Linked DNA regions of Homo sapiens: region 2 is linked to region 1. Evidence: chromatin loops called from intact Hi-C (ENCODE). Cell type or tissue: PC-3. All regions are shown on one strand. Each heading gives the region's core, and the rest is flanking DNA. Links, peaks and the distances in the headings are about the cores only.

Evidence for each region. Hi-C counts contacts between places; a loop is a spot of excess contacts. Peaks named below come from ENCODE experiments on the same cell type or tissue, not always from the same donor. Only the 100,000 strongest peaks of a DNase experiment are listed, where the experiment ranks them.
Region 2: it touches region 1 in a loop (2.7-fold over the local background); 1 of 110 quality-filtered maps calls a loop at or near these places.

The regions. Positions count from the first base shown.
Region 1 is chr10:74,872,758-74,878,148 of GRCh38, forward strand. All of the region lies in intron 3 of KAT6B (lysine acetyltransferase 6B), which reads left to right. Among named protein-coding and RNA genes, the nearest start is that of KAT6B, 49 kb to the left of the region's middle. In PC-3, for the core only: no CTCF peak of the experiment used is centred there; a DNase peak (open chromatin) is centred at 3,324; H3K4me3 peaks cover 400 bases; H3K27ac peaks cover 1,505 bases.
Region 2 is chr10:74,967,392-74,972,709 of GRCh38, forward strand. It overlaps KAT6B (lysine acetyltransferase 6B), which reads left to right. Exons shown (of 18, transcript NM_012330.4): 5 at 2,269-2,384; 6 at 2,629-2,710; 7 at 5,116-5,248. Among named protein-coding and RNA genes, the nearest start is that of SNORD172, 52 kb to the right of the region's middle. In PC-3, for the core only: a CTCF peak has its summit at 2,332; a DNase peak (open chromatin) is centred at 1,140; H3K4me3 peaks cover 1,317 bases; H3K27ac peaks cover 1,302 bases.

The sequences.
Region 1 (5,391 bases), core at 243-5,242:
TCCCACTTTGGTCTTCCAAAGTGTTGGGGTTACAGGCATGAGCCACTGTACCTGTCTTAGTTTATGTTTTAAAGTCATCGAGAGACATGAAAACTAAATGGTCCTAGGTTGGAGGAAGAAAACTTACTGTAAAGGACAGTATTGGGGAAAACTGGCAAATTTGGAATATGTACTGACTGTTAGATGATACTCTTATATCAATGTTAAGTGTCCTAAGTCTGATAATACATTATGGAAATGAAGAGAATGACCTTGTTCTTAAGCGGGGTGAATGATCATGGTCTTTACAACTTATTCTCAAATGATTCACAAAAGAGAGATAAAGCAAAAGTGGCCAGTTTTAAAGGGCATATGGGTGTTTATTGAATTATTCCTGCAACTTTTCTATAGGTTTGAAATTTTTTCAAAATAAAACTTTTTTGCCCAGGCATGGTGGCTCACGGCTATAATTTCAGTGCTTTGGGAGGCTGAGGTGGAAGTATCGCTTGAGGCCAGGAATTGGAGACCAGCCTGGGCAACATAGAGAGATCCCATCTCTACAAAAAATGAAAAAAAAAAAAAGCCAGATGTGATGGCATGTGCCTGTGGTTCCAGCTGCTCAGGAGGCTGAGGCAGGAGGATCGCTTGAGCCCAGGAATACAAGGCTGCAGTGAGCTATGATCATGCCACTGCACTTTAGTCTGAGCAGCAGCAAAATAAATAAATAAATAAATAAATAAATAAAATAAAACTTTTTAAAGGTCACCGAGGCTGCTGTGTGGCCAGGGGAGCTATAGAGGAGCAAGGGTAGAGGAGGGCAAGCCTGGGAGGAGGCCTTTGTGAGGATGGAGGCATAGACTGGGGTTTTGACAGTGGGGATGGAGAGATGAGGACAGATCTGAAATATGTTTTGAAGAACATATTTAACAGAACTTGCTCATGGATTGGAAGAGATTTTAGGGGAGAGAGAGGGAGGTAGATGTTCCCCACTTGGTGCACCCTGATGGTTGCAGACTGAATTCCAATAGAATCTTCTCCCCAAGGTCTTTTTATTCCCTCTCTCTTTTCCTCAATTCAGCCACTCTATGAGTAGTTAATACAGGTATTTATTTCACAGATGAGGTGAGACTCAGGGAGATGAAATGACTCATTTAGAGTTATCAGGTGCAGACAGAAATTTTACTCTACCCAGAAAACCAAAATATAGGCATGAAATCAGTGTTCTTCAAACTGAATTGTCTCTCATTAATTGATTGTGAAATCAACATAATGAGTTCCTATCAGCATTAAAGAAAAAAAAAAGAGAAACAGAATAAAAATATAGCATGCCTTGTGTAAAAGGGTAAGTAATGTTTCATGAAACTTCTATTTTAGTTTAATATTCACATATGTGTATAGTAGGTCATGATGTGAACGTATTTCTTACTTGAAGTTATGAAAAATTGGAAAGGCACATACAGGATCATTGTAGAAGGAACTTATGTTATCACAGAGGTCCTGTAGTCCCCATGGGAATAAGAAAGCAAAAGACAAATTCACTTGGGTGGTTACTGTAGGTTGTCATATGTTGTTTATTTCTTCAGTGACTGATAGGCTGTAAGTCTGTCAGTTTCTTAGTTGTTTTCTTAGTTGATTTTTCTTTTCTTTTCTTTTCTTTTTCCGAGACAGAGTCTTGCTCTGTCGCTCAGGCTGGAGTGCAGTGGCGCAATCTCGGCACACTGCAACCTCTGCCTCCTAGTTCAAGGGATTCTCCTGCCTCAGTCTCCCGAGTAGCCAGGATTACAGCCATGCGCCACCACACCCAGCTAATTTTTTGTAGTTTTAGTAGAGACAGGGTTTCTACCATGTTGGCCAGGCTGGTCTCAAACTCCTGACCTCAAGTGATCCACCTGCCTCGGCCTCCCAAAGTGCTGGGATTATAAGCGTGAGCCACCATGCCCAGCCTTTCTTAGTTGATTTCATAGTCATCCTGTACTTCCAGTCTTGCCATTAGCAAATATTGAGTACTTGCTGTGTGCAGGGTTAGAAGTTACTTCTTTGTGTGAGATCTATGTTTTGTGTGTGGGTGGTGTGTGTGGGGTGTGTGTGTGTGTGTATGTGTGTGTGTGTTTGTGTGTTTAAAAGTAGACTTTTTTTTGAAGAGCAATTTTAGATTTACAGCAAAATTGAGTGGAAGGGGCAGAGATTTCTCATGTACTCCCTACCCCTACACATGCACAATTTTCCCCATTATCAACCTCCCCCACCAGAATGGTTGTTACATCTGATGACACATTGTAATTGCACAGCCTTATCACCCAAAGCCCATAGTTTACATTAGGGTTTACTCCTGGTGTTGTATATTCTATGGGTGTGAGATACATGTTTAAAAATATTTTGTATTAGATAAATTGGGGATAATAGTCATTTCAAGAACAAAATGTTGGATAAATTAAATTAGCTAATAAACACAGAGTGCTTTAAACATTCCTAGTGCAAAATAAGATCTTGTTGTTTGTGGTGGTGGTGGCTATTCAGGCTTAAGGTCTAGATTCCACTTAGTATGTAAGTAAATAATAGCAATCCTGGCTGTCATCTGTATGTGTAATGTAGTAATCAGTTTTGTTTAGCTAGTTCTTATGTGTAGCACATTAAAGCAATCTTGAATAGTGAGGGGACCTCATTACTAGATTACCATTAAATGGTAATGTTAAGTGACCCTGAAACCAAAGTAATGGAAAATTGTCTTCCTTTTTTTCTTTTTTTTTTTTTTTCCCTTGAGATGGAGTCTTGCACTGTCACCCAGGCTGGAGTGCAGTGGCTCATGGCAACCTCCACTTCTTGGGTTCACGAGATTCTCCTGCCTCAGCCACCCAAGTAGCTGGGATTACAGATGTACGCCACCACACCCGGCTAATTTTTGTATTTTTAGTAGAGATGAGGTTTCACCATGCCGGCCAGGCTGATCTCGAACTCCTGAGCTCAAGTGACCTGCCCACCTCAGCCTCCCAGAGTGCTGGGATTACAGGCATGAGCCACTGTGCCCAGCCTGTCTTCCTTTTTCTCAAACATTTAATTTGCTGTTTCTTGATCACATATCATCCTTCTTTCCTTTCAAGGTCAGGGGAGATAATTTTTTACTGTATGTACTGCTGCATCTTCACACAAATTATCATCTGAAAAGCCTTCTCAGATTTGACAAATGAAGTCTCTTTTCATTCCCAGGAGGAACTTGTTAAACCAATGAAGTTCAAAATTCTAATTCCTGTTCCTTTCTAGTGTGCACCACTTTATTCATCTTGAATAAACATACAACCTCAAGCATCCTACAAGGCAAATAGATTCCTTTTTAATTAGTGGCTCTATACACAGAGTTTTATCATCATGAAATTTATAAACCAGGAAGGGAACAAATATTTACACTTGCAACTTCATGTCAACATTGCCTACTATTTGAAGAGCTCTGAAATTGTAAATGTATCACCCCCTCCTTCTTCCCCCACTCCCCACCCCTGCCGGCTTTTAAACTATGGCAGTAGAAAAATAGGTTTCAACTTTCTAGGAGCACATCTCTCCTATGTGGGGAATGTGGCAGATTCTTTATATAAGTGCTCTTTCTTTGTGACTGGCATTACTTTTTTTTCTCACAAAGATTTGTTTCAGAAGCTAATCTTCATTTTTTTGGTTGTTGCTTTTTGTAGTACTATTTCTAAGGCATCTCCAAGTAGAAAGGCAAAATTTTATTTTGAGAAGTTACTGCTTTCATAGTTACACAGAATTATTTCTCAATTTAAGTAGGCCTTTTATTCCAGGACAAAATTAAGCCAGTCAGAAGGTTTCTGGGAGAAAAATAATGAAGAGCTGAGGTTTTGTATGTTAATGTGGGCAGTCTAATGCTTGATAAAAGAAAACTTTTGGCTGGGTGTGGTGGCTCATGCCTGTAATCCCAGCACTTTGGGAGGCCGAGGTGGTCGGATCACCTGAGGTCAGGAGTTTGACACCAGCCTGGCCAACATGGTGAAACTCCATCTCTACTAAAAATACAAAATTAGCTGGGCATGGTGGCGCATGCGTGTAGTCTCAGCTACTCGGGAGGCTGAGGCAGGAGAATCGCTTGAACCTGGGAGACTGAGGCTGCAGTGAGCTCAGATCGCACCATTGCACTCCAGCCTGAGTGACAGAGTGAGACTCCATCTCAAAAATAAAATAAATAAAATAAAGAAAACTTTTTTTTTGTTTGTTTGGCCCTTGTCAGGGACAGATTCCGTCTCAGAAAAGTCTCGCTCTGTTGCTCAGGCTGGAGCGCAATGGTGCAATCTCGGCTCACTGCAACCTCTACCTGCCGGTTCAAGCGATTCTCCTGCCTCAGCCTTCCCAGTAGCTGGGATTACAGGCATGCGCCACCACGCCTGGCTAATTTTTGTATTTTTAGTGGAGACAGGGTTTCACCATGTTGGCCAGGCTGGTGTCAAACTCCTGACCTCAGATAATCTGCCCACCTCCGTCTCCCAAAGTGCTGGGATTACAGGCATGAGCCACCACACCCAGCCAAGAAAACTTTTAAAGATGTGTAAATATGCAGTGATTTAAAAATCTCAGTTGAAGCTTGTTAAAATGTATCAAAATAATTTAGGAAAAGGGGGGCTGATTTTGCCAAAATTTGGGAGATGCATACTTTTTTTCAAGGCTTTACTGCAGTTTTAAAAAATATTTTATTGTTTTGTAGGCAGCTTCTGAACCAGAGTAGGCTCAGAGACTCCCTTTATTGCAGTTTTGATGCTGCAGAAAGTGACTGCTTAATTTCAGCTGTTGAGGATGTTGGTTATACTATGCCTGGATCAAAAAAATGATTTTACATTGCTTAGTTTGTTAAAATATGTTTAATAGGTTAATCTTTTTTTCAAAGCATCAAAAATAATTAAGATGAAATATCAGATAAACCCTATGTCTAGAATGAATAATTTAGTTCTAAACATCCTGGATGCTAAGGAGAAAAGAACAAGATGTTGGTTTATAAAATTCTTATTGTCAAATAAAGAAGCATAGAAGTTTGAAGAAAGATAATTTTTTTGTTTTTATTTTTTCTCTCTGAATTTAGGAGTAATTTATGTTTGGGTTCTAATCCTATGTTATCATCAAAGAGTAATAACATTGGCAATCTTCCCTCCCATTCTGCTTCATCCTCCCCACTAAAGGGAAATACCAGATTGTAAAAGAAAAAAAAAAAGCATGCTGGTTGTATAAAAAGAAACATTTTAAACAAATAAGAAATATATATATTGAAATGCAGTCTCCCTGAATGATGCTAAACCCCTGTCCAAGTAGGCATTTCTCAGCCCACAGAAAGGGATGGCATTAAATCACAGCTCAATGGAGACATTTTTATGAGGAGCTGTGATGGTTTGTGTTTAGCAAACATGTATTGGGCATCTC
Region 2 (5,318 bases), core at 319-5,318, 95 kb after region 1:
GAGGTAAGGAATTACTTGATCAGTAGCATTGCTTTCCTTTATCTAATTACTATAGATTGTGCAGTAGTATATCAAGACACGTTACGGTCTTTTGTGTTATTTTAAAGTTGGCCATGAGAAAATAAAATGGAAATATTTCTTCATCCCTCAGCATCCTTTACAGAATCATAGAAATTTAGAACTGTAAGGGATCTATGGCCAATTCTCTTGAGCTAAATAAAGGTAAGATTGCTGCCTAAAGGAAAGATAGGCTGAAGATTTTAGAATTTGATAGGGTAGCTTAAATAGTAGTAGTTGAGATACAGTATTGCTTAAAGTGAGAGAAACCATTAAGAGAAAGAATATTCCTTGCCCCTGATTGAAAATGGCTGAAATCCACTAATTTTCAAACTGCATAATTATTAAAAAGTCTGTCTTTCATAAGATACCTGTGAGAATAAATAGTAAGCTGTAATATGATGTGAATTACCTTAGTTACTGAATATTAAGTCACAAAGTACAAAAGCAGATTTGAATGTAGAGAAAAATTCAGTGCGTGAAATTGAGGTCATATGTGCCCATGATATATGCCTTACAGGAAGTAATAAAAAAGAGGGGGGAAGTAAGTGGTATACTTTTAAGCTGATGGGATCCATTTTAAGGGTGGAATTTAAATTGCTGTTCTTTAAAAGTTAAGTTTTTACCCTCCTCACTATATAAGGGGACAGAGGGGAGGGCTCTGATCAAAGTAGACCTCTCCCCTCCCCGCTTCAGTGTGCTTCTTAGAAGTCGACAAGCAAGCTGTCTTTGTTTGCCGTTCCTGAGCAGAAAGAGGAGATTGATACCATTTTTATCTATTCAGACTTTTTCCTTGCATTCATTTGAATGAGAGAAGCCTCATAAAAGAACAGTGTCACAGGTTAAATGCATCTGCCTGGGTGTCTCTCCTGCCTGAGGTCATAATCCTGTGACAATATTTTATTTTCTCAACATCTTAAATACAGATGTTTAGAGTTTTTTTTTTTTAACTCAGGAATAGTGTGCTTTTATTAACGGTATTGGTGATTGATTTTGAATGTTTTTACTTCAAAAAGCCAAATCTCCTGGTGGGTGGAATTTTATGAAGCACCTGTTAAGCTTTAGGGAGGAGGACCTTTTTGGCAGCAATCCAAAATACATATTTAAACAATGAGCCTGCCAAAGTCAGGAAATTATAAAACAGTTTTGAAATTGCAGAATCTGCTTTTTTTTATTACCCCTCAGGTTTCCTTTGCAGCTTGGTTGTAAGTTCTTTCACATGGGATTTACTAATGTTCTTACTATTTAAAGACCAGGTTTAAAAAAATAAAATCAAGTTTGGAGATCTCTTCGGGTTTATGTGATAAAAGACCATTAGATTTTAAACTGTACAGCCTTCCAAAGAATCTAGGCTCACGCTCCGCACACCTCTTGGAGGAATCTATTACACACTGGCTCATGGCTGGCTCCTTTGAATGGCATTGCCCCTCAGGGTCTCCAGTTTTCCTCTGTGAAGTGAGCAGTAAGACCTGGTGTGTGGAGCGCTGCTAGGTGAAAAGTGTGCCCCAAACAGGAAAATGGGGGAACCTGCTGAGGCCACACTTCTTGGTGGGTCCTGTTTAACCTGGATCTCTCAGCTTCTTAACTCTGTCTCTCAAATTCACTGTTTTCTGCTCCTGCTTCCAGAGTTTAAACTCAGTGACCCAGGGGCAAGATGGCAATGGAATATCCTCTGTCTAGCCCAGCAATGGGATGTTCTTTGTGTGCTATTGGATTTGGGTGGGGGAGGGCATCTGTAGTTATGTTAAGCAGCCTCAATTTTTTATTTAGTTATCTGTTGAGTTTTATGATTTCATCACACACAGAGAGCAGGAATTGTTTGAACTTTGGCAACTCCCCTCAGTGTGTGGCAAACCAGGACCCCCTGGGTAGATGGTGGTTGATGAAGACGGCAAGTACAGGTGCAGGAGTAAGAATGCCTGAGCCTGTGTTATCTTCAAGTTCTCAAAGGCTTCAGATTGGAATTGGTATAAATTAAGTTCTCTTAGGGAAAACATTCGTACAGTCATTTTGTTACATACAGGGAAAGAAGGCAAGGGGAAAAGGCAGAAAGGAAAATCTGTAATTCGGATTCTCTGATCTGTTGGCATTTTCAAGTTCCTAAGGTTCATTGGCTAGCCTCATCAGCTATCTATTAAATATTAGGGAATGGGAGTTTAAAAAAGTCAAAGGCACCATTCCCATCAAGCAATTTGCTTTTTATTCTCATAGGACACCCATCCTGTTTGAAATTTTGTCCTGAATTAACAACAAATGTAAAGGCCTTAAGGTGGCAGTGCATCGAATGCAAGACATGCAGTGCCTGTAGAGTCCAAGGCAGAAATGCTGTAAGTATGGCTCCCGTAATCCGCCTCCAGGTAACTCGCTAATTTCCAGTGTTAAGGTGTTTTCATTTTTATAGAGTATGGCTACTTTCTTTCTAAAGCTTTAAATACACATGATGTCAAACTGCAACCAGGATCTTGGTGCACTTTCCTTATATTGTATTAATGTTAATCCAGTAACAAAAGAATTTTTGGCCTTTTACAGTTGGTTTCAGTCTCAATTAGTCTCTAATATGTTATATTACAGGATAATATGCTTTTTTGTGATTCCTGTGATAGAGGATTTCATATGGAATGCTGTGACCCACCACTTTCCAGAATGCCAAAAGGTGAACTTCTAAACTGTACTAAAAATGTATTTTATTACATATTGGTTAGCTTTGTCCTGAGGTCTGACAGCTCAGAGGTATACAGGTTCTTTAAGCATTTTTTTCATCCCTCCCACCTTCCCTATACTTCTGAGTTTAGCACAGGTTGTGAATAGAGGAGTATAAAAGCATAGAAAAAAATACATATATATATGTGTATATATATACATATATATAAAATAAAGGCTCTAATTCAGACCCAGGGATGAAAAGACCATCTCTCTCTCCAAACCATTCCCCTATTAGAATAAGATTAGATTATTAAGGTCAAAAGTTTAGAACACTTTCCATATTATTCAGCACAGTGTTAAGAGCTTAACAAATTTTATATTTTTGAGGATGATAGTGACTCCAAAGTCCTACAACAGGAAGCCATCACCATTTTCTTGGCCATTAGTTGATATTTTGAACACGAGCATCTGAATGATCTTATAGCTGATTGTGTCTGATGGAATGTGGATTTTCTTCTGTTTATTGTGTAAATCAGCTAAGCTCAGCCTTTTCCCCTCATTTTGCAATATATTAAACATTTAAAAATAACTTTGCCTTTTTATTATAAAATCCATAATTTACATTGTGGAAGATTTAAAAAGTACAGATAGACAAAAAAGGAATAAAAATAAAAATGAATTGGAAATTTCCTTCTCTGCCTTCACATACCCTTTGAAGGGAAATGGAACATTCTGTACATGTTTTTGTAATGTACTTTTTCCTCCCTCTTAATAGATTATAAGCATCCCCTACATCATTAAATATTCTCCTAAACATAGTTTTTAATAAGTATGTAGAACTCCATAGTATAGAGCAGGGATTACAAACCTGGCAACTATGGGTCACAGATATGCTTTGTTGGTACAATATTTTTACAAGTTTGAATCTGAGTCCTCTGGGTGGTGCGTGTGTGCTCCAGTTTGCCACAATCTCACTACTCCCTGCTGTCTTACGTTCCAATTTGCTTCAGTCACATACATTATACAATCTAGGTCCTTCCTGGAGGTATTTGATTTTCCAACCCTCTATATAAATGAACTCTAATTTATTTAACCAGTCCCTTAGGGTGGATATTACAAATGTTTCCAATTTTTTCCATCCACAATTATTTCCTTGAAATAAATTCCTAGAGGAGGAACTGTTGGATCAAAGGCTAGATACATGAAAGGCTGTATCAGTTTTCAGGCTGTCCAGCAGTATAGAAGGATACCTATTTTCCTGTATTGTGACCAGTACTCACCGTTACTATATCTCCTTGAGTCTAAGACACATTTTTTTAATGTTTTAATATTTTTGAAGTCAGATGCATCATACAGTATCTTAGATTTGATTAGAGTATTATTATTTTTAAAATTTTACCAGTTTGATAATAGAAATATGTCTGATTATTTCTTTTTAAGTAGTCAGATTGAACATTTCTTGTGTTTTATTCTTGGCTGTTTGTATATCATCTTTTCTAAAGTACCTCTTTTTATCCATTAATCATTTTTCTCTTGGGATTTTTACCTTTTTCTTCCTGATTTGCAGAAGCTCTTTTTTTGTGTGTAGTCATATTCATGAATCTTTTTATTTATGGCTTCAGTTTTAAATGTCAGTCATGCTTAGATTATATAAATATCCACATATCTTTCCTGGTACTTATAACATTTTATTTTTTCATATTACAATATTCATCTGTCTAGAATTTATTCTTGTAAAGGATAGGAAATAATTCCTCTTCCAGATAGATAGCTATTTGTTCTATCATGCTTATTGAATCATTTCATCCTTTCTCCACTGATTTAAAATATGACCTTTTGATATGCTAAACTTTTCTGTAGGCTTTGGTTGTTCTGGTCTTTCCATTCTTATCCATTGACCTATTTCTCTATGCTAGATGTATAGTTTGAATCATTGTAGTTCTGCAGTACTCAAAACTTTTATTTAAATTTTAAAATTATATTTTATACTGATAATTTTTTTTTAGTGTTGGAACTTTCCAGAAAGAGATGATAAGACAATTTTTTTTTCTTCTAGAAATTCCAAAAATGGACTGATTTGAAAATGTCTCCCTCAAATCAAAAGATATAATATCTGACAGGGGCGAGTTTTCATGTGTGTTTATGTGTTGGTGAGAGGCTTAATGACATGTTGGGAACAGCTTCATGGAAGGATTCTGAGAGAGGGGCCACCTCTGCCCTCACCACCTTCACTCCAGGGAAATTGACCTTAGTGATGGCTTCCTAAGGAAAATGACAAAGGGAATGACGCATTTTTTGGAGTAAAGTTCAGCATACAGGCATCCTTGAGCAGCTTATTACAGCTACAACTTATATTTAATATCTTCTCTTAAAATGAAACATTAAAATATTTTTCTCATATATATATTAATTCAGGGATGTGGATTTGCCAAGTCTGCAGACCAAAGAAAAAGGGAAGAAAACTACTTCATGAGAAAGCTGCACAAATAAAACGACGATATGCAAAACCCATTGGACGACCGAAAAATAAATTAAAGCAACGATTGTTGTAGGTTGAGATCTTATCAAAAGAAATCATTTATGTTTTGCTTTAAAATATAGGTGATTGTTATTCTCTC